Linked DNA regions of Homo sapiens: regions 1 and 2 are each linked to region 3. The links are chromatin loops, found by intact Hi-C in ENCODE. Cell type or tissue: Calu3. All regions are shown on one strand. Region 1 overlaps LOC107985824 (a long non-coding RNA gene). Region 2 has its middle 100 kb from the start of LINC01911. Region 3 has its middle 190 kb from the start of LINC01911.

Region 1 (8,000 bases), 100 kb before region 3:
GTAATAATGCTCCTGGGAATCAATACAAAGGGAAAGATAAAGATGTTTACTGAAGCATTTAAAAATATATGTGTACTAAGTGGAAAGATGGCAGTGCCAGGGGACTTCTCCCTGGTGCGGTAGAGGTTGCACTGAGGCTGTTGGGCCACAGTATCAAAAGAGCTGTTCATGCAAGCAAACTGAGGTGAGAGCAAGACGACTGGATTTAGAAACCTGATCCCTAGGAGAAAAGGTATCTCCACACACACATTGTGGGATGAAGGAATAAAGTTCCTCCAACAGGACCTTGCTCCTCTCTTGTGGATCCAAGGCTTTTTGATTTTTTAATGATAACACAAATTTATACCAAAAAGCCCTCCAGTTTAACATAAAAAAGGAAGATTTTTGTTTTAGAATACCCCATAGAAGGGGAGTGGGAGGTTCCAAGAACATTGCACACCTCTCATTTGAAGGGAGGGTATATTTGGCTTCAATAAATCTCTCGCCTTTCAAGGACAAGGAGAAGTAAACAGAAATACAGCAGCATAGCAATAAGGTCTTCTTTAAAAATGAATAATCCAGACAGAACAGAAAAGCATTTTTCCTGCAAAATAAACTTTTATGTAATAAAAGTGTAAATTCAGTGAAAAAAAATTTGGAAAATAGAGGTAAACCAAAAAAAAAAAAGTAAACTTCACCATTTGCCCCCACACAGAAATGATGTGTTATAAATATTAGAAGTCTTGAATAGACTAATTTCAAAACTGAATTGTGGTCTTGAAAATTTTTGAGAATGTACAGATTATATGACGCAACTAGTGAAGCCAATATACAAGTATATTGATAAAGAAGTAACTGAACAGCAGAACATAGGAAAACTGAAATATAAAATTAATTTTAAAATCTAAGTAAATGAAAAGGGAAACTAATATTTAAAATAGAATTTCAAACACTAAAATCAAGCAGAAGCATACATAAAATTGTAACAGAACTATATGCAATCAAATTTAATTTTACAAAATGCAAAGACAATATAAAGCCCAAATTTAAACAAAAAATAAGAAAAATGAAGGAGGCTTCTGGCTAAGATGAAGCAAAAGGAACCCAATTTACATTTTCACGTGAAATTACAACAATAATAAAAAGCCAAACAGTACATACACAATGGTTTGCAAGCCCCATTACATTAGGAATGAAGGGGAGTGATCTCTGAAAGATGGGGCGCTCTCAGGGAAAGATGAGTACTACCATCACTCAGCTTAGTGTCCTAAGAAAGTTCTCAGACTACAGCCCAACAAGGGGGAACCTAAGCAGAGCCCAGCAGATTCCCTACAATGGGGAGACAGAACTGAGAGTCCCAGGAAACCAAAGCAGGTCAAGGTCACAAGATAAAAGTACTGAAAAAGGGAACTCCACACATGGAGACTACTCTGGGATCCTGTGATGTGTTCCTCTCAAGTACTGAACTGGGCACTGATCAGCATAAACAAGTGAAAAAAAAAAAAAAAAGCAGACTGGAGATGAACTACCTGAAATAATTAGAGGAAACAGTAACTGGCCAGGAATTCAGTCTCTTACCAGTCAATCAGGAAAAGTTCAGATTTACAGGATATTTGATAGTATACTTAGAAAGGTCTCAGAGGTGAGGATTAGCCCTAGGATAACATTGCTCTGGTCCTACCTAAAAAAGATTAAAAGCAAGATCTAAGAAGATTAAAATCTTTTTAGGTAATTTAACTGTGCTTAAGAACAGAGCTCAAGAACATTTACAGGAATACAAAAATATGAGCTACCCAACAAGGTGAAATTCACATGTCTACTACCCAAACAAAAGATTTTGTCATGAAAGCAAGCAAGAAAATACAGCTTATAATGAAAAACAAAAATCAATCGAGAATAAACCAGAAATGACACAGGTGTTCAAATTAGCAAACAAGGATATTTTTAAAGTTATAACCACATTCCATTTGTTCAAAAAAGTTAAGTAGAGACCTAGAAGATGTATATATATGCCAAAAAGGAACTTTTAGAGATGAAAACTACAATACAGTATGAAGAATCAAAAATACAGTAGATGAAACTATTATGATATTGCAGAAGGAAAAGCTAGTTAATGTAAAGAAGACAAAAACAAACTATCCAAAACACAGAGAAAAATTAATTTTTAAAAAAATTAGCAGAGCATCAGTGAGCTGTATGACAAGTTTAGATGGCTTCATAGATCTGTAATCCAAGTCTTTAACAAAGATAAGAAACAAAGGTGACAGAAAAAAATGTTTGAAAAAACAGTCCTCATATTTCTAAATTTGATACAAATTATAAACCCACAAATCCAAAAAGCTCAAAAATCCACAGATAAGATACATGAAAATACCACACCTATGTATGTAATAATCACATTGCTCTAAAATGGTAATAAAAAGAACATCTTAAAAGCAGTTGGAGGAAGAAAATACACATTATATGGCAGAACAAAGTTAAAGGTGATGCAGATTATTTATCAGAAAGAATGCGAGTGAGAAGACCTGGAGCAGCACATTTAATACAGAAAGAAAATTGAAACCTGTCTGGGTGAATTCTATACCCAGAAATTTTTTTTAATGTGAAATAAGGACTTTAAGATATAAAAAACCTGAAAGAATTCATTACAGAAGTCCTGTACTATAAGAAATGCTAAAGGAGGTATATAAACAATGCAACTTAGGTTAAGCGACATGAACTAGAAATGGAAAGGCAAATGCCACATAATCTCATCTATTCAATCTAAAATAGTGAAATTCATAGAAACAGAGAAGAAAATGAAGGGCACTAGAGGATAAAGGCCGGGGATTGGGGGATTAGCGAGATGTCTGTCAAAGAATACAAAATTTCAGCTATACAAGAGAAATACATCCAATAGATCTATTGTACATTGCAGTGGCTATAGCTAATAACAATATATTGTATAATCAAAAATTGCCAAGAGATTAGATTTTAAATATTCTTACCACAATAATAAATGAGGTAATGCATATGTTGATTAGCTTGATTTAGCCATTCCACAATGTTTACATATATGAAAACATAATGTACACCATAAATATATACAGTTTTTTATTTGTCATTAAAAAAAGAAAGAATAAGCCAAGAAAACAAATAAAATATGTGTCTGATATGGATGGTAATTATAAGTGCGTTCATTTCCCTCAATAAAAGACAAAGATTCACATTGACTTTTAAAAATGCAACTAAAGTCTATCTACATGTGATACATCTAGAAGTAAATAGTTCACATTATTTCAAGAAGTCAAATATATATATATAATATATATAATGCACATGCAATAAAAAGGAAAAAATGTTACCCTGTAAAATTACAATTCAATTAGAACAAATAATATATAAATATGATTGTTTTGTTAATAAAGTTTATAATCAAAATCAAATACCATGTACCAAATACCACAGAACAGACTGTGATAGCATACAAAATAATAATGATAAAAGGGGTAAATAGAATAAAAAGGAAAACAAAGAGAAGAACAAGGAAGATAGAGGAAATAAAAAGGAAAAAAGGGGGAAAGAAGGAAAAGAAAGAGGAGAAGAAAGAAGGAAAAAGAAAAGCAGAGGAAGAATTAAAAGCAGTAGAAAAAATACTGTAATAATGGGAGTCTAATATATTTCAATCTTCACCCAAACAGGCAGAAAGAGATAAATAACAGAAAAAAGAAAAAAAGAAATAATATAATTAATAAGGTTGAATGATGAGAGACTTAACAGAGAATGTGTCTTTTTGCTAGCATCATGGAATAATCATAAGTATTTTCTTATACTTAAGCATAAAGAAGACATCCAAATATTTTAAAAAGAGGAATAATACAGTTCATGTTCTCTTAACACAGTGTAATAAATCTAAAAATTAATAGTGATGTTAACATTTTAATATGTATTACATATCATTCATTCACAAAATAAATACTTTCTGAGCATTTTTTATGAGCAGCCACTATAAAAAACTTCGCTATTATGATATTTTCATATAACATTCCAGCAGGGGATAAAAACAATACCTTCAAAATTAATTTTAAGATTATTTTTATTTTCTCTTTTGCTTTTTTGAATATGAGACCCCTGCTGGTTTACCCTCCACACCCCCAAATAAATATACCTTCAAGCTCTACTGGTTGTCTTGAGTGTCATTTCATGTTTTTGTTTTGTTCTGTTTTGTTTTTAAATTCCTACTGCAAGCTCTCCAACCCTTCAGCAATTTAACAATTTAGCTTGGAGAAATAAGTTGATAGAGTTCACCTGAAATAATAGAAGTTATTTCTTTCTGTCATTAAGGTTTTGATGGAGTCAGGAAGAAGAAAGGCATAATAATGAAGGATGGGAAAAATAAAAAGCCACAGTCTCCAATCAAGAAAAGGAAATCAAGAGCTTGAAAAGGAGCTCAAAAGGATTGTGCTCTTATGTTAATATTCCCCATTTCAGGCTTTGGTCTAGAGCAAAGGAGATGAGTTACATAAGTAAGGTTAATATCAAGGACAGTGGAGGCTCTTACTCCATCCAGTTCTCCCTTCTTCCTCTGGGAAGTCGGGCTGTTCTATAACAACCTGAGCACAGATACATCATTATGTGCTGGACAGCACAATGAGACCAGGAAGCTCCTGAAGTGTGGCTCTTCCCAGCTGCCCCCAGTTCCTATGTGACATAGACAGAACACAAATCCTGGCTTAAAGATTTGTAAGTAATCAAGGAAGTTATTTACAGAGTTGACAAGGTGACTCTGGGCAAAGACTGTGAAATGACCACCCAGTCCAGAGCCAGAAGGGGGAGACACAGGCCGACTTGAAAGCAGTCAGCATCACTGTGAGCTGAAAGGGCTCAGCTCCCAGGCATTGGTCCTGGGAGCATTGTCTGAGCCAAAAGGACAGTACCAGGGTTGCAAAACCATCAACTCCAGTAGGACCTGCTTTAATTAGGACCTGCCCCTCAAATTCACGTCTATAAAAATTCACATGGAAAAAATTTCTCTTTTAATATCAGAGATTCCTGGGAACAAAAGCACTTACACAAACAATTTCCCTCCTCTCGGTCTATGTAGTTGCCTCTATCGGCAAATATTGCACTGGAGTGAGGCTATTTGGGGTTGTGTGAAAAGACAATTTCTAACTGACTGGCATTTGAAAAGAGAGAGAGGAAGGGATAGAACATGCACGAGAGAGAACTCAGATTAACCAAATTCCTCACTGCTTTCTATTGTGCTGTTTCTTTAGATATAAAAATCGCAGTACATGGTTGAAGATAGTTTTGGCTACTGGAATCAGAGAATAAATCCATTTTGGAAACCAGGCAAGTAGAACCATGAATGGTACACTATCTTTTGGTTAGAAAGTACTCAATCAACTCTCTCTAACATGTGGCATATTGACACTATCACATAATTATCCAGAACTTGCCAAAGGAAGGACTAACAAAGAAAGGTGATAACAAAGGGAGGTAGTAGCAAAAACAAACAAACAAACAACAACAAAAAGACAGTAACAAAGAAAGTTACCAACAGAGAAATGTATTTGTGTGAATCTCTGTGTAATGACATGGAGCCAGGCCATAAAAATAAAGTATACACATTCACTATTGATAGTAAAATGACTCATAATCTATTTATCAATACAAAATTTTATTATTATTACTTATTTCCACAATCCACATGAGCTAGATGAAACATAACATTGAAAATACACTGTGGCTAAAGACCAAAGAGAGACTAATACCTCAATTGGGTAACAGAAAATAATAAAATATGGATTTAAATTGCTTTTCCTTCACTAAATTAATAAATTTCCATCAGTGAATAAAAACAGATTTTCCATTCCTAAAGTGTGTAATCAGGGTTGAATGGTTAAAATAAAAAACCTATAATGCCATTTGGAAATTCCTAGTGTCAATTTAAATCATGCTGACTATAAGGTTTATCAGTGCCCAACACACACTAGGTACTCTAATAAATAAAATTAATATTTTACATTTGGATCATTTCCTAAAAATTGCAAAGCACTTTCACATGCCGTATCTTCCTCAATCTTCCTAACAACCTCATGACACTATAAAACAGAAATAAGCTCTTCACACTGCAACTATGTTAGAGTTTAAGTTCACAATTCAGGCTACAAAAGCATATCATTTATGATAGAAATAGAATTAAGACTTACAAATTGACAATTATTCTTGCTGGTTGATGACTAACACATACATGAGTTTCCTAAAGTTAGTGGCAAAATTGAAATGCTAAACATAAGAATAAATAAACAATAGAGGACTTCCACACTGCAGTTTTAAGAAATCCAAACATAAATGCTCCCCTCTCATAATAAGGCCTGTTAGTATTTCATACCCTCAATCATTTCCTACTCCCAGAGTACATGAGCAAATTACATGCAAGAATGACTGGGCAGGCCATACAAACTGTAATTATAATTTAACACACTTGAAAGACTATTTGAAAACTCATTCAGAGTAAGTTTGTTGCAAAGTAACTGTATTTTAGCAAAAAAAAAAAAAAGGGGGGGGTATATGGTATAATCTGAAAAAGAAATATCTAATTAAAAAACACTTGATGTGAAAATTACTATTCCTTTGGTCCTGGTGCTTTTATGTTTTTGGTGTCTTATTCGATGCTTGTTTGAAGTGAGACCCAGAGGATACGTTTTCCTGACTCCAAGTTCTTTGAATTTCTCACTGAACCATTCATACCTCTTTCCTAGAATTTATTAAAATCCATCATGGACCATATATGTCTTCTCCATCTTTGTATATCTTTATTCAGAGGATCGTGTTTTTTTGTTACTCTTTCCTATTTCTGATAACCTTCTAATGATATTCAGTTGTTTTTCTTTTTTTGGCAGCAAGCCTTTTAAAAACTGGTATATGGAAGCCAAATATGATATCATGTTTATAAAATTTACCACGCAGAACTCATATTTAAAAATTATGTAAAGAATGAAAATTATATTTGAAGTATTCCTATTACTGTCTCATCTCTGCATAGCATTCTATGATTTAAAACACTTTATTTACAATATAGAAATTAATTTGTATCTACAAATATTATTTGAATAGTGAAAATATATGTATTTTGAGGAAAGATGAAAAAAATTGGGTCATTTCAACCAGTGTAAAAAGTACTAGTAAATATCTAATACTTTTAGTCTATTTATAAAACAGCTTTAGAAAGAAACACGTTGTCTGCTTTCCTGCACCATCATTGTAATATTGAAAACAATGATAGCAATTGAGTAAAGAATTAACCAAAATAACATATTTAGCTTCTTTTAAAACTACATGATAATAAATGTTTAGATCTTTCCATGTCAATTTCTTTAAAAATGACTATTCAAAAAGCATTTACAAAGTATTTACCCTTATGCTAGGGACTGTATCAATTATCGTATAAGATACCCAGCTATGACCCTCCCTCAAAGACATCATAGTTTAGCATAACACATAGGAATCATAATGGAAGCTGCAGAGTACACAGTGCTGTGCAATACACAAGAGGTATCTCTTAACTCTGAGTTTAAAGGATAATCTTCACTGAGGAGCTAATTTTGAGTCTTGAAAAAAGAATCAAGATTCACCAGGTAGGCTGGGTGCAGTGGTTCATGCCCATAATCCCAGCACATTGGGAGGCCAAGGTGGGATAATTGCTTGAACCCAGGAGTTCAAAACCAGCCTGGGCAACATAAGGAGACCTCATTTCTACATTTTTATTTTTTTTAATTAGCCAGGCATCATAGCGTGTGCCTATGGTCCCAGGTACTTGGGAGACTGAGGTTAGAGGATCACTTTGTCCTGGGAGGTCGAGGCTGCAGTCATCTGTGAGGGTACTGATACAGAAGAGAAGTGCTTGGAAGGGAAGAGCATGGTCCCTTTAAATGATACAGAGCTGGGGAAGGGAAATGCTGGGTAGAGGAGGGTGTGGTCCCTGGCTAGGGCTCCACCCCCACGGACCTAGGTGAGGACAGGCATTTCCTATCCAAATG
Region 2 (8,000 bases), 300 kb before region 3:
CAGAATTCCAGGCTAACAAAGAAAGAAAAAGAGGGCATAATCTCAAAGGTGTCTACTAGCAATGCCACCTCATGAAACAAAGACAAATATTTTTAGGCCTACAAAATATTCAATTACCAGATCAAATCAAATAAAATGTCAATACTCAACAATTTGACCTAGAAAATGGCATTTTCTTATGTTTTAATTTAACTTTTTTTCAGATTTGTATTTTAGAGACAAAACAGACATTTGAGGGTATATATTTAATTCTCTTCTTTCACAGGTCATGAAACTGTGGGGGGGTGGGCGGGGAGCGGAAAGTGTTGTCCAAGTCAAAAAGCTAGTGAATCAGAGAAAGTAGAAAACAGATATTGTGCACAAATTCAATTAAGGGTCCCCTTTCTTTAGTTATCAGTAATATAAAGGAAGACTTAGATTCAGATTTTAAAAACCAAATATAATAGAATTGCTATAACTTACAAAACCCATTACTTTTCTCCAAATTTTCATGAATACAGTAAACAGTCTGACTCTTAGATTCAGTGCTCAAAGCTAGGGAAAAAGAAATTGAACAAAAACATAATATGCATGTTATAGGATGCTAAAGAAGAAGTTTCGCAAATGCTGTGACTGTCCTCTACTTGCTTACAGTGTATATAAATCCCAAATGGAAAGTAAAAGCATGAGCCATAGAAATACCATTGATTAAGATCATAGTTTAAATGCTGTTCTTTCAGTAGCTGCATGCACAATGACTCAAAACTTTGAAATTTATAAATAAATTCAAATGCAAATATAGAGCCATACTAATATGAACTATTGTGCTGTGTGGTATAGAATATTATAGCCTGTTTATGTGAGAAGAAAGGGAAATTGATGAACAGCTAGCCAGACTGTTGTTTTTTTTGTGAAAAAAGTTGAGTTGCTAACTACAGACCCACATTGTAGCTATATCTGATTATTTTTAATTTTTCAAATATGCTTATATCTAAGTTAATGTTTCATAATATTAACATAATTAATTTTAATGAGTAGAATTGGCTTTTCTCAACAAATCTTCTTTCCTTTAGCAAATCCTAAGACCTTTCCACTATTAGAAAAGTTTTTTAAGTTTCCTTTTTAACTAACTAGCTAATCAATTGATTAATTAATTCCACAATAGTTTACGAAACAGCAAGTGGAGTAAGCATTTGGGTGGGATATTGGCAATGGAAAGGTGAATAAGGGGGCTGGATCCCGGCTTCCTACAGGTCCACAGATAGTCTTGGGCTACACTGATAATATTGTTGTTTGTAATATACTGGTTCTCATTCTCATTAGAAAGGTAATAAGCTAGGCAGATGCTAATGCCTATATTAAAAAGTGTTACTTTATTCATCTTTGAAGTATTATCCTTCAGTGATACATATGATTAATAACATTAACTCATGTTATGAATAAGTAATCAAGAAACTATTTTAAAGAGCAGCAAAATCAGCAAAATAGAGGTTATCTTAAAAACCAGTTCATGTCTAAAAGACCAGCATTTAGGAATATTTATAGACTTGAATAAATTAAGTTTCTTATAAACTAAGGCTAGAGCCTTCTGGTTGCTAAAATTTAGTGTTCCTTCTAGTACATTATGTCATATAACTTTCATTTTCTATTATGTGTTCTGATATTTACAAAATAAACTTTTAGAAAATTATTTAAATTAAATTATAAGTTAATTTTAGAATTCTGTGAATGCTAATTTTAGGCCATCAGGAAAATGCAAGCTGAATGGAAAGATAATAAATAAATAAAATAAACTCACATATTAAACTGATTAATTCAATAATTTTATTTATTTATTTATTTTTGCTTTTGGCTGAGTTATGTCAAGTAAAAATTTTAGAAGAATGTCCGGACTGTATAACTCCTGAGCCTCATATATTTGAAAATGTCATTGCCTTGCCTTAGGTCAACTACATGCTGTGTAGCTAAAGAATTCTCAGTTTATACCATCAACTGTAGATTTTCTTGTTCTTAGTCATTATCAATGTTTTTTTCTCATACATGGTGATATCAATCATTTGTATTGTTGGATTCAAATCCTCAATAAACTTTTATCTTATTCAAATTCTTCATGAATCTTCTGTATGACTATCTTCATTATTATAGTTTTCTTAGGCTTTCTTATTTTCTTGATTTGTTATTTATAGCACTGATTATGATGATAATCATGATATAATGATAATCAATATTATAATTCATGTGATAAATACTATTAAGCTATTTATTACTATTAAAACACTGAAAGCACCTCCAAATTTTTAAAAACATGGCCAAAGAAATGTTGATCCTTACATGAGCATATATATATATACTATTAATAGGGTGTATATATTATTATGAGTTTCATTTGTATTATACATTTACATGAGTACATATATACATGAGTATATATATACTCTTTAGAGTATATATAAGCTTTTTAGAAATTTGATCCAACGGGTCGGTGGTACAAGATACCAGCAACTGTTATATATATTCATATACTAGAGTTTTGAACATTTGATTAACAGAAAAATTTTCCTGGTACAATGTCAAAAGATATAAATATATATATACAATATGATTACAAGTATAAACGTGTATATATATTCATATATATTTTCTCTATATACATTGTAATTATTTGTAAAGATATTCTTCGCATGAATGAAAATACTGAATTCAAACACACCAAACACACACACTTGTCCATTATCCCAAGGACGTGTGGGAAGGAGAGGTTCTAACAGGTGACATACTTTTCTCTCTTTAATTGTTACTATATTATTTATAATGAGCACATGCCTCTTGCTTATATTGAAATGGTATTAATAAAAAGCAAATCTATATTATAACTATTAAAAAAAACCTTTAACTATGGGGTAAGTGACATTTGTCAAAGAAAGAAAATATCCAATAGAAAAAAACAAACGCAAATGCTTTTAAAACCACAGCAAAGTAACACTTTTCCAAGAAGGATACAATTTTTGAGAAGTCACTGTGTAATCAGATTAACTTCTGTATACACTGGGAGAAGGGAGGTATATGTTAAGTGAACTCCCCTCCTTATATAACAGTCATGGCCAATTATGACACTGAAATAGCATTTTATTTTAAATGATTTATCAATTTCACTGTAAGCATTCACAATTATTCCCTTACATTATTGTACATTTTAATCAAGAGTGCATATTTAACTCCAACATTCTTTTGTCTAGTAGGGTTACTGTTATTCTTTCAGCTGGAGTTATTGCTTCTGTTTTTTAGAAGGTCTGGTATTCCCCAAACAGCAGTAAAGTGAGCAGGATATCTGCCTTCTACAGAAATGTTTTTCATTCATAGGACTTCATGCTCAAGTTCAGGGCAGTTTCATTTATGGGAAAAATTATTTTTATTGTTGTTCTGAATCACTTAGTGTTTATTCAAAATTTCCCTAAATCTCAGAATATTCTTGATATTTATGACTTTGGAGCATAATGAAATTATTCCCACGGTCCAGGAAAACCACTAGACTAATAATAGAATGCTGTGTTTGTGTGCTGATGAGCTCTGTGTCCCCAGAAGCTTAATTTGGTGTAGTCATTTATTATAACTTAACAGAAACATTGATATAGGTTTCTTGACTCAATAAAGGAAGCCACAGTTATTGGAATATGAAAATATACAGTGGGAATGTATTAATTTTTGCACATGAATGTCTTCTTTAGGTTTAATAAAGTTGCTCTAAAAGCTCTTTAGAAATATGATGCAACGGGTTGGTGGTACAAGTTACCAGCAACTATTAGCTTGTGGTTGCTCAACACATACAATATAACAGCAGAATATTTGTAGCATCATATTACCACATGAGGGTGCTATCTCCCCAAAAATGTTATCTGTAAAGTGAGCCGACCACCGCTAGGAAAGATTGTTTTGCTATTTTTTTCCGTATACATTTTGGAAGACAAGAAATGATTTGTTAGAATAAACACATTCTGTAGGAAAAAAATAAATAAAATAAAAGTCTCAGCCTTAACACCAAAGGACTAATACTCTTTCTATAACTATATAGTATGAATCAGGCATACAAAAGATACCTTTGATTTAAAAATATGGATCTACATGAAGGTTTATAAGTGTTAGGCAAAGCGTGATCCATGGACGACCTATACTGTAGTAGTAGAGAGACATTAGAGGTTCACGCTCATTAAATAAGCATACCTCTGTGCCTTACTCTGACCTACAAAATCAGAATATCTACAGGTCAGCCCCAGTAATCTTCATTTTTATGTTGCTCCTCAGGTAATTCTCATGCGTTTTAACATTTAAGAAGCACTGGTATGAAGTCATTTTAAAATTGTTATTCTTGTAAACATTGACCCACTTGAATGTTTAAACCCAATAAACTAGGTGATTCTTTGACAACCATGTCATCAACTTTTGCAAGCAGTTCAATCATAAGGGAATCTTTTCTAAAGTACAACTGAAAATTCTCACCTAACATTCTTACATGTTTTGCGGAGAAAATAAATGTAACATCTGCTCTCTGAGACAATAGAGAATTTTACTCACCTTGCCAGCTCATTGACTTTTTGTTATCACTTTCCCTTTGACCTAGTTCAGTAAACAAAAGATAACCCCATGTTTCAACAAGTAAACTTCACACTTGATGCTTTGTCATTTCCAGAAAATTGCACGAATTTGGAAAAGTTTAAGAACTTATACAATAGAAATATGTCCTGTAAAATAGAACTGTAATTATAATTGTATATTCTGTAGAAAATGATTTATACTCGAGAAAATTTAAAACTTAGGTTTAGCAGTAAGTAATGTCTGGTAAAAATATTTAACAGCATACCTAGATTTGATCTTAAAAGCCCAAAGTTATGCTTATTATCCAAAGACTTTTGTGGATGAAATTTTATTTCCCTACAAAAGAGAAAATAAGGCAAGAGAACAGGTTGTAGTAGCTGAACTCTGAGCTTAGGCAAAGGTTGATATTACAAGATGAGTTTTGTATGCAATGAGGTGGTCTCCAGGGTCCATTTAATGTCCATATCAATAAAACTGGCATATACATGCATATATATGTAGATACACATAAATCTAATCTCATATATAGATATATATACTTAGACATATGGCTGTTCATTTAGCCTTATTTGTACATAGATATATGCCTATTAATAGAAAACAAATATGCAACGTAAGACTTCAAGTGGGATGTACAAGCCTCACCTCCCATCCAATGCACATCTCATTTGATAATTTTCTACACAGTTAACCATCTGCCTTCTACTTCAGCTCTCCCTGGAAAAGGAAGCTTCCTACTATTATAGACCATACAGTTAAAAATATTAATTGTATAGAATATTGAAGACAACTTTTCAAATGTTGAACCTGCATCAGCATTTTTCACCTATTGTTACTATTCTTTCTGAATCTACTCATTATAAGATTAATTCATTTTTAACACCTCAAACATGTGAAGTATATTAATTTAATTCAACTTTTCCAATTTCCTACTCTATTATATCTATGATCTCTAAATTATTTTTGAAAACTTTTAAACATTCTCTTCAGAATCTTCTTGATACACAGATGTTTTTCAAGTGTCCTCTTCAAAGGCGTGAATGCAAAATGAAAAGTTTGTGCTGGTGCAGGAAACAGAGGGTTTTTATATTTCTTTTTCTGGACCCCATTCCTATAAACTTGGATGTTTTTCTTTTTTAGAGGCCTCACAATTATGAACATTTTACCTGGTTATGTTATACTCTACATCCGTTTCACAGTACCTTTATTTACTCATCCTTTAATTTGTTCCCATAACGATGCTTTTATTCAGAAATAATTACTGCACACCTACTATATGCCAACACTATTCTCAGAGTGAGGGACAGAACAGTGAACAAAACAGGAAGAAGTCCTTGTCATTATGGAATTTATGTCAGGGGAAATAAAGATAATAAAATATATAAATTATATTTTAGTTCAGAGGGTAATATATGTCATGGAGAAAAGTTAAGTATGGAAGCAAGTTTTCATTAGGTGGAATAGAAATTTTAAATAAAGGAATTGAGACCGTTTCACTTAGAGAGTCATATCCGAATAAAAAATTGAAGGATATAAAGGAGTGAGCCACAAAGAGATCTCAGAGAAAAGCATTATAGGCAACATGCAGATGGCTGAGGCAAGATCAGGTCTGGAACAGGCCTGGAATAGAAGGGGTCACTGTGGCAGCAGAAATTACATTAGGTCAGAAATGGAATGCAGTAGTAGCGACTTGAAGAATATTGTAAAGAGACGATAGGAGTACATCCTGAGTGAGAAGGTACACCATTAGAAGATTGTGGGCTGAGAAGTAATATCTATTTAAATGTAAGATAGATTATTGAACTATAGCATTCAAAGTACATTGAATGCTGCAAGGGTGGACACAGGAAAACAGTTGCGAGGCTACTGCAATATCCAGGTGAGAGATGAGGGTAGAGCTGATCAGAGTGCCAGTATTGGGGATGTTGAAAACCTAGGAATCAGAAATCTTCAGGTAATTTTCTGACTAATTAGATTTGAGGTGTTAGAAAACGTGAGGAATCAAGGATGACTCCAATTTTTTTTGTCCTGAACTGCAGGAAGAATGGAAGTACCATTAACTAAGGTGAGAAAACTAAAGTTAGTTAAGTTTTGAAGAGAAATTTAGGAATTCAGTCAGGTTAAGTATGAGAAATCTAGTGGAAATTCAAGTGGAGAATTCATATCCCAGTAGGCTGCTGAATATATTAACCCAGAGTTCAGAGACAGGTGTAGGCTTGAGACTTAAAAATGGAGAAGTTCCCATACATAAAGGAACCAATGCTATGAATCAGAACTCACTCACAAAAGGAAGGAGTGGAGATGAAAACGGAGGTACAGAAACTGAGGCTCTCCAATTTTCAGAGGTACAGGAGATGAGGGTGAACTAACTAGTAACAGAGGTTGAGAAATGGTCTGTAGAGCAGGAGGAAAATCAGGAGAGTGCTATTTCCTGAAGGCAAGTGAAGAACACATTTCAAGGAGGAGATGTACTATCAAAGCTGGTTTTATTTCAGGCTGAATAGCACGGATTACTGTTAATCATCTTGTTCAATTCTACCCAGAATTCTAGGCTGTCAAGTTAGTTTGAATCTTGAGTCTGCAATTCACAACTTTTCAAGGAATACAAGTTCTTGTTCTTTTTTTTTTTTAAAGAAAATTCTCCATTAAGCATCATCTTTAAAATTAAAAAAATCCTCTTAACTCATATCTTGTTAGTTTTTTTTACATCAAATCTGTTCAAATTTTAACTTCGACAGTGCATATATTAACTTTTTCTCCCAGCTTTGTGTCACCTGATAATTTGATAAGCTTGCCTTCTATGAATTCATTCATTCAAGTCATTGAGAAAAATATAGAACATGACATAGCTCAACATATAATCTGATTTTATAGAATGCTGTAACTTCCCATCTATTTAGTGAATATATTTTAAGTAAAGTTATTTACTTAGCTATACATCCACCTAATTGTTCTAAATGTTGCATTCAAGGCTATTCCTCTTCAGCAGTAAAAGTCTAAATGTCAATTTTTTAGCTTTAAGAGGCCTTGAATGACCAGGCGTGGTGGCTCAAGCTTGTAATCCCAGCACTTGGGGAGGCCAAGGCAGGCGGATCATGAGGTCAAGAGATGAAGACCATCCTGGCCAACATGGCGAAACCTTGACTCTACTAAAAATACAAACATTAGCTGGGTATGGTGGCACGCGCCTGTAGTCCCAGCTACTCGGGAGGCTGAGGCAGGAGAATCACTTGAGCCTAGGAGGCGAAGGTTGCAGTGAGCCAAGATCGCGCCACTGCACTCCAGCCTGGCGACAGAGCAAGACTCCATCTCAAAGAAAAAAAGAGAGAGAGGGAGAAAGAAAAGAGCCTTTGAAGATCACTGAGGCAAATCTCCAACAGGGAAGATAACAGATAATAACATACCCTGAAGGTCTTCATCACATTTTTTGA
Region 3 (8,000 bases):
CCTGGTAGTGAGTTATTAGCTTGGTGAGAAGGAAACTCCAGGCTGTTACAAAACAAGGAAAATTAGACTAAGTGTCAGAAGAAGTGGATTCCATTTCTGATTCAACCATTTAAGGAGAGTGTGATGCCAGCAAGATGCCTAAGCCCACTGGTTTTATTTGCTTTAAATATTAAATGGGCATAAAAATTCATGCCCTCCCTGCTAATGAACTGTTGTAAAGAACAAGTGAAATAAAGTAAATGAATGTATCCTAAAAATTCTAAACTGAAGCATACCTGCAATGCATAATAAAAATTCTATCTTTCCAGGTTTAGTATGTCTATGTAATGTTGGCAGTGAAGTCTTGTTACATATACTTTATAAGCTGAGTGTTAATACATCTCTGATTAAGACTTGTCTAGAAGCTGAGAGATTTTCCTATTATCTACAGAAAAAAAAAAAGCCATGCTAATGTTTCCCCATGCACATGTAGTTTTCTCTCCTTTCCCAAGCCAGGCCAATTGCTGTGTTCTAATATCAGCTCTGCTGTCTTCATTTTCTTTGTACCATGCAGCTGTTTTTGCTTATATGGAAAATATCGTTGGAAACCCAAAAATAAACACAATTGCAATGAAAAAGAAGATAAAATAAACAAAAGGCATAGCATGTTCAAGCTTTAAAAGTGAATCTAGAAGTTTTAAAACAATTTGAGGAATTGCAGCCTCAACATTCAAAGAACATTGGGGCTACATAAATCCACACTGAAGACATAATAAATAGTTTAGAGGAATGCTCAGTGTATTAGCATACTTGAGACTACCAGAGACTGGGTAATTCATGAAGAAATGAGGTTCAATTGGCTCACAGTTCTGCAGGCTGCAGGCTGTACAGGAAGCATGGCTGGGAAGCCTCAGGAAACTTACAATCATGGCAGAAAGGCAAAGGGAAACCAAGTGCATCTTCACATGGCAGCAGGAGAGAGAGAAAAGGGGGAAGTGCTATGTGCTTTTAAACAACCAGATCTCATGAGAACTCAACTCACTATCATGAGAACAGCAAGGGGGAAGTCTGCCCCCTTGATTCAAACACCTCCCACCAAGCGCTTCCTCCAACACCTGGGGATTACAGTTTGACATGAGATTTGAGTGGGGACACAGAGCCAAACTATATTATTCTGCCCCTGGCCCCTCTCAAATCTCATGTCCATCTCACATTTCAGAACACAATCATGCCTTCCCAACAGCCTCCCAAAGCCTTAACTCCTTCCAGCATTAACTCAAAAATCCAAGTATGGTCTTAAATGAGACAAGGCAAATCCCTTCCGTCTATCAGACTATCAAATCAAAAACAAGTTAGTTACTTCAAAGATACAATGGGGATACAGGCATTGGGTAAATGCTCCCATTCCAAAAGGGAGAAATTGGCCAAAACTAAGAGGCTAAAAGGCCCCATGTAAGTCTGAAACCCAGCAGGGCAGTCATGAAATCCTAAAGATTCCAAGCAGAAATCTTAGTGTTTCCTGATTTGTAAAACTAAACTCAGAACCTACTGTGTAAACCCATTAATGTATCAGATACTATTCACTTTCCATTTCTCAAGTAAATGACATTCATAGAAACTTCCAGGAAGTCTACACCAGCACATAAGGGAAGTTAAGTGGAGTGGCTTCCTTCTTCATAATTCTTAAGGATGTACATATCTTGTGCTGTGTGAACAGTTGTCTGAATATTTGGGGTTGGTCAGTATAGTCACCCTAAAATTTAAAGGGTTGGAGATAATCATCTTGAACTCTGAACTTTTAGTCTTACTATTTGTATTTGAACAATCAGATGAAGAAGTATCTAGCGAGAAAAAAATAAGTGATTTTAACAAGCTGCTATTAAAACAGACAGATGAGGACTAGAGAGAAGCCCTGACTTATGAACTAAGACACACAACCCCGCCAGGCTTTTCCTGCTTCTACCTGTATTGCTCATTTCCACTTTCAAAATACCCCACTAGTCTCTTCCACCTTCCTTCCTTGTCATTTCACTGCCATAAATTACATCACACATTAACCAGGTTAAAGTGCATGCATGTAAACACACACACACACACACACACACACACACACACACACACACACACATCATAGATGCCACTGAATTGGGGCTGAAGAGAAGAAACTTTGGAACTTCAAATAAGTTCTGGTTTCAGGTGGGGAAAAAAACATTAAAAAGATGAAGAGCTTAGCCCAGGAACAAATGCCCAGTAGTAACAGTGGGGCAGAAAGTATTAATATTCACGCTATTCATGTGCTCCTCTACACGTCTGGATGTCCTTGCAGTTGGTTCAGACCTGTAACGGAGCTCTGGCCTCTGTAAAATAGGCTGATAAGTGCTATGTCACATGTCCAGTCTGTCCCTCTTCTGTGGTATTTCTTTAACAGCTGGAATTGGAGGACTCTGAGATGACAGTGCAAACTGTTTCCCCTGTTGGAGAAGAGCTGCCCAACTTTCACAGGACCTTGTGTGAACAGAAATAAACTTGTATCTTGTACTTCCACTGAGATTTTAGCATTGTTTGTTTCAGTAGGTAATGTTAATTACTTTAAAACAAAATGCTTTGAAAATTAATGACATGTTTTCTGGAGCTGTTGGAGCCAGAGCCAAGTGCTGAAGCATACGAATCTGCAGCGTAAATTCAGAAAGTTCAGGATGTGAGGCTCCACAAGCTATATGGTGGGAATTGGAAGTTGACCTGCTTCTCTGGTGCTGTGCACACTTCCACATACCAACACCTCCAGCTGCCATCATTGCATCATTTACCTAAACTTATACACTTGGGTCAACAAGTCCCCTTTTTAGTAAAAAAAGTAGTTATGAAGAAATTGTTGGTTTTCTACACCATAGTGAGATTTATTTGGTTCTGATTGATTTGTTCTTAGCAAATGTTCTGAGAAAATTGAAAATTGAGGGATGAAAGAGCATAGATCCTTAAAAATAGCACGGTGGATGACGTGCCTGGGGATGAATGCCTTAGGGAAGGATAATGTGTGTTGGCGTGGGGAGAGTCACGGAGTGAAGGAAGAGAAAGCAGGGAGAGTTGCAGAAGGATACCCAGCTGCCAATCTCACAGATTTTACATTTTTGCTTAAGGCCATCTCTAGGAAACCGGAAAACCCATTCTCCCATTTAACTCTCAAGGCTGCTTGACTCCTATTCCCAGGTGGTCTGACAGCACACACTGCAGTTCTACTTCACGAATTGAGTAAGCTTTTGTTGGTTAGCCTGACACCCTAATGCCCAGTCAATACACTGTCTCTAGGAAAGAACACTTTCCAAATTCCAGACAAACAGTTTTAGAATACAAGCTATAAAGCCTATTCATAAAATTTGAAATTGTGCAAGAATCAATCCATATACTTCCTTGCCAACACCAAGACTAAATGGTTTGTCTTCACTGCACATCTTTTTGGATGACCTTTTAAAAGCTTATAATATTTTTTCTTTGGGTTAGCCCTAGATCTTTAATTTTAACCTGATTACATCTAGTTGAATGCATTTTAAAATTTAAATACTAAAAAAGTTAAATTCTAAAAAGGGGATTGTGAAGAAAACGTCCTGTGTCATGGATCAGAACATTACATAAGTAAGAAAAAATAATAATCAATTGTTGATGCCTAGCAAATATCTGTTGGAGGTGAAAGAGTTTATCCTTTAAGAGGGGAAAACCCATGCCAACATTTCTCTAAGAAGAGCTGCTAACAGATGCAGATTATAGTGAAAAGGTTCTTTGGGAGTTTCAGGGAGGAGTGAGGTAATTCACATACTGAAGAGGCAAATGGATAACTGTGTCTTGATAAATAAGAAGGCTGCACACTAAAGCAACTGAGGAAAGCTTCCTTTTCTATGGTTCCTTCATCCAGAAACACGAGCAAGAGCTGCTTTCTATAACTAATGTCAAATTCATACAAAAAGATAAAGAAATGTTGTAGAAGGTGGCAGGTTGACGTGGGGATTCCCTGTTTCAAAGCCTTCAATTTCATCCGAGTACTACAAATATGTCATAACAGTAGCAAGGACCTTATCTCCTTATTGGCAGGAACTCAAGTCGTGTAGCGGAGAACACACACCTCTGAGAGATGATATCACAAATGAAGTGCTCACGTTGTTTCTAAATACCAGGCTCAGATGCACAAAGGCAGGGCTGGCCCTCAGCAAAGTCAGTCAATTCTGCTTTTCTAACAATTTTTACCACCATCCCAACTTCTCTGAGCCTGACATAGCACTACTACTTCTCTAACCTAACTGTAAAGTACTCAGAGATCCCAGGTCATCTGGGAAACATACAACTGTATTTGGGTAAAATTTGCCACATGTAATTAAACATGGGCAGTGTACTGAAAGAGCCAACCTAGGAAGGTTGTCAAAGTTTTACAATTGCCCTGAGAGTGAACTCAGGTTCCTGAAACCTGACACTTAACTGAGTTCTTTATTAGTCAGCTTTAGCTTCTTCCCTGGATTATTGTTTTAAGAACACCCAAGAAAGACTTCTGAGCTTCCCTTTGTAGCCAAGCTCTGCTTCTCAAAATAAACCATTTCTTGCAAGCATAATATTGATGTAGCAACTGTTGATGTCTCTCTGTTCCTTCCTTTGGAATTAAATCTTTCATATCCCTGGTCTCACTTATTCAGAATCCTAGTCTTTGACAAGTTATTGTAGAAATGAGTCATTCCAATACCTGCATTTATCCAGTTGAAAGCCATACATCTTCTGAATGTTATTTCCATTAAACTAAATTAATTAGGTAGGCATTAATTGCTTGCTACAAGTCAGGAACTGATTTGGGAAAGTGGGGGAATATAAAAAAAATTATAAGTTTATCTATGCCCCAAACAGTTTATATTTGTGGTAACCAGACACATTCTAGGGAAATAATTTATTAACGTGGATTAACTTGAATGGGTCAAAGTACTCCAAGCATATTTCTTGAATGAATGAACAAACAACAAATAACTGCTCTAACGAGCAACCCTGATAACAGGGTTAGCAAGGAAGTACCTAACATTATGTTATCGCAGCATGGGTAAACAAAGTTATCTGAAATTAAGAAAGTTCATTCCACTTACATGGCACAACTTTCTGCCCCAGGAAGTGACTGTGAATCCTTCATGGCTGCCTCTGTCTACAGGAACTTAAAATTGAACACAGAAAGTCACATTTGCCCATCCTTGGCATAGTCCCCCATCCTAGATCTACTGCTGCCTGCTGAGCAAGGTCTTTGAAATCCTTGCCATCCCAGACCACTTTTGGGTGCAGAGAAGTATCTTTGTAGTGCATCAGAAAATTGTGACTATAACTTAAAGACTAGATCAAATAGTTAAAAATATAGTTTACCCGGGCACTGGATAAATTAAACTCCTCTCAGTTACTAAAAGAACATGTTGTATTGGGCTGCATTATTGGATATGCTATCTGGTCTCCTCGTGGTGAATAGAGTTCAATGTGCTCCTCAAATAATACAAATGCTTAGCTCTTCCTCATTCCAGAGTAGTAATACTGTGTTCAATATCTTGTCTTCATCTTCATACTGACCTGAGCTTAGCAGCTCATCTTTTGTCTGATTCTACTGATTTTTGTAAAGTTCAAATTAGGTCCAATTGCTACATAAATACATAATCATTACATAATTTGGATTGGAATCATTCTAGTTGAAAGTGCTGGCCAGACACAGCATGTGGTTGAATACCTTCTCGTCTGTCTACTAACATAATTTTCCTTAGTACCTTGCCTCTCTTAGAAGGTTTTCTTAATGCTAAATGTTTGTGGGATTTTTCATCACCTCCTTAATTTGTTAATCATTTAAGTTCCCCATGTTGCCTTTTCATTCAAACAGGAGTTTCCTATATGCATCCTCTTAATTCTTCACGCTGTTACTGCTGATAAAGGGCTTTGCACTGTTTCTTTCTCTGTATATCTAATTAATGACTTTCTTTCTTAGCACAGCTTCTGGGCCTGTTTAATAATTTTCTTCAAACAAGTCCAGTGGTCTCATTCACCACTGCCATTCTGACATTTCTTCAAAAATCCTTTAGCCCTATTTCTAAATCAGTCATCAAAATCAACGAATACATCTTGGGGTCCTTCCCAAGGCCTGGGATTCAAGATTCCTACAACATAATCTGTCTGAACTTTTGCCCACATTTTCTGTTGATGAATCATCACAATGGTTTTATAGTTCCATAGGAAGCTTCTGTAGCTCTTCTAGATTTTCTTACTTGCATTGAGGACCTTAGGAAAATCAATTTAACATACTTAATATATCAAGCTAGGGCCACCTATCTAATATAAAATTGCCATAAACCAGGAAATAATTTCTGGGTTTTAGAAGTATGCAAATAAAAACTTCACACGTTTTGATCTATAAAAAGATTAAGTGTTCACATAACTTCTTGGAGTCTTCAACATGTAAGGAATTTTGATTCAAGTTGTGCCCCAAGGGAAAGAAGATTAGACTGTGTAGGGCAAGGGCCACCCTGGGCAAAGTTGCTGAAAAATATCCAATGAACTTGGTGTATCTCATGGCCCTGAGACCTCGCTCTCTCTACCAGCCCTACCCATTGACAGAAGGGAGAAGGATATTTGGTATCAGAGGTCATGCCTAACCAGAATCTCTTCCATTAAGAAGCCAACTATTTGCTTAAATCATCACCTTACTATGAGAAAAATGAAAATATTAAGGATGAAGCAGCTTAAGATATTTTTATTCTTCTCTTACTCTCCCAACATGTGGACTGAGAGATGACTAGGCAAATCACAACATTTAAGTTTGTAGAATTATAGGAATCACATTGTTCTTCAGAATATATGGGGATACTGTGATTACCCAAAGAGAAAAATGAATGTAAGGTAGCATCAAACACTATTTGAACATAAGCATGTACATACATGTGAAAACAAGATATTGTTTTTATGAATGCTAATATAACTGCAGAAAAATGTATTTTAAGTTTTTTTTAGTAGGATGGATAGACAACAATCATCTAAGATCTTCATGAGTCTCTCATTTGACATACAGTTCATCCAGGTCTCAAAGGCAGGAAGGGAGAGCTGCAGTTGGAAGAGGAGAAGAAAGAAATAACCCACTCAGGTGTGTTCAGAGACAAATCAACAAAATCAACCAAATCAGGGTATTTCTTAGGTGCAGGGTTGTAATACACAGGTAGGCACCTAAGAAAAGAACAAACAAAAGTTCAAAATAGCAAATTAACACTGTTTGGGTTTTGATGGGAAGTAAGTTTAGAAGGGAATGGAGAGAACTTGTTAGTGTTCAGGAACCTAGTTTACAACATGCAGATGAAAATTGAGCCTATCAATTGGAATTCACTCTGACCATGCTGGAAATGGATATTATGATACTTATTTTATCATCCTCAAAATTTCCAAAAGAATTCTACCACACTAAGCAGCACACTGAAGAAAATGATTTCCAAAATAATTCTACCACACTAAGCAGCACACTGAAGAAAATGTGACAAAATGAACAATATGATTTACTTTGCTTGTATTCACAGGATATTGGCTACCTTATTCTGTTTCCTACTGGTTGCCATTTAGATAAAATTTACAGGTTGATTCAGCTGACAGGAATTATAAACAAAAGTGGCATTTTTTTAAGCTCATAGTCTTGTTTTATAGATTTGCATTTGCCTATTAGAGACATTCTCAGTTTTCCATATTTTATTCTAGGGAGAGCAAAGAATAATAAATATGACAGAAAATACTGTTTTATAAGAAATATGAAGTTTTATTTCTTCAGAGCTAGATCTGTGAGAATCAGCTGAACTTAGAATGGGAAAATTTGCATTGATATAATAGGAAATTATATAGAAAGGCTTTCTAGAGAAGCAGATTGGGGGTAGGGGGATGGATACCAAACTCCAGACTGATGAGGAAAAACACAAGGTCATTCTAGCAATACATTCTGCACCCACACATGTAGCACATATAGTCAAGTTCAGTAAGAAAAAAAGATTCTC

The links. Hi-C counts contacts between places; a loop is a spot of excess contacts. Peaks named below come from ENCODE experiments on the same cell type or tissue, not always from the same donor. Only the 100,000 strongest peaks of a DNase experiment are listed, where the experiment ranks them.
Region 1: it touches region 3 in a loop (5-fold over the local background); 10 of 110 quality-filtered maps call a loop at or near these places.
Region 2: a loop joins it to region 3, with 4 times the contacts of the local background. A loop is called at or near these places in 11 of 110 quality-filtered maps.

Annotation. Positions count from the first base shown.
Region 1 is chr2:146,922,709-146,930,708 of GRCh38, forward strand. The region is part of intron 2 of LOC107985824 (a long non-coding RNA gene); the gene reads right to left. Among named protein-coding and RNA genes, the nearest start is that of LINC01911, 89 kb to the left of the region's middle. In Calu3, a CTCF peak has its summit at 4,791 (motif pointing right); a DNase peak (open chromatin) is centred at 4,803.
Region 2 is chr2:146,730,415-146,738,414 of GRCh38, forward strand. No RefSeq gene overlaps it. Among named protein-coding and RNA genes, the nearest start is that of LINC01911, 100 kb to the right of the region's middle. In Calu3, a CTCF peak has its summit at 3,861 (motif pointing right); no DNase peak of the experiment used is centred here.
Region 3 is chr2:147,027,085-147,035,084 of GRCh38, forward strand. No RefSeq gene overlaps it. Among named protein-coding and RNA genes, the nearest start is that of LINC01911, 190 kb to the left of the region's middle. In Calu3, no CTCF peak of the experiment used is centred here; DNase peaks (open chromatin) are centred at 4,127, 4,407 and 5,117.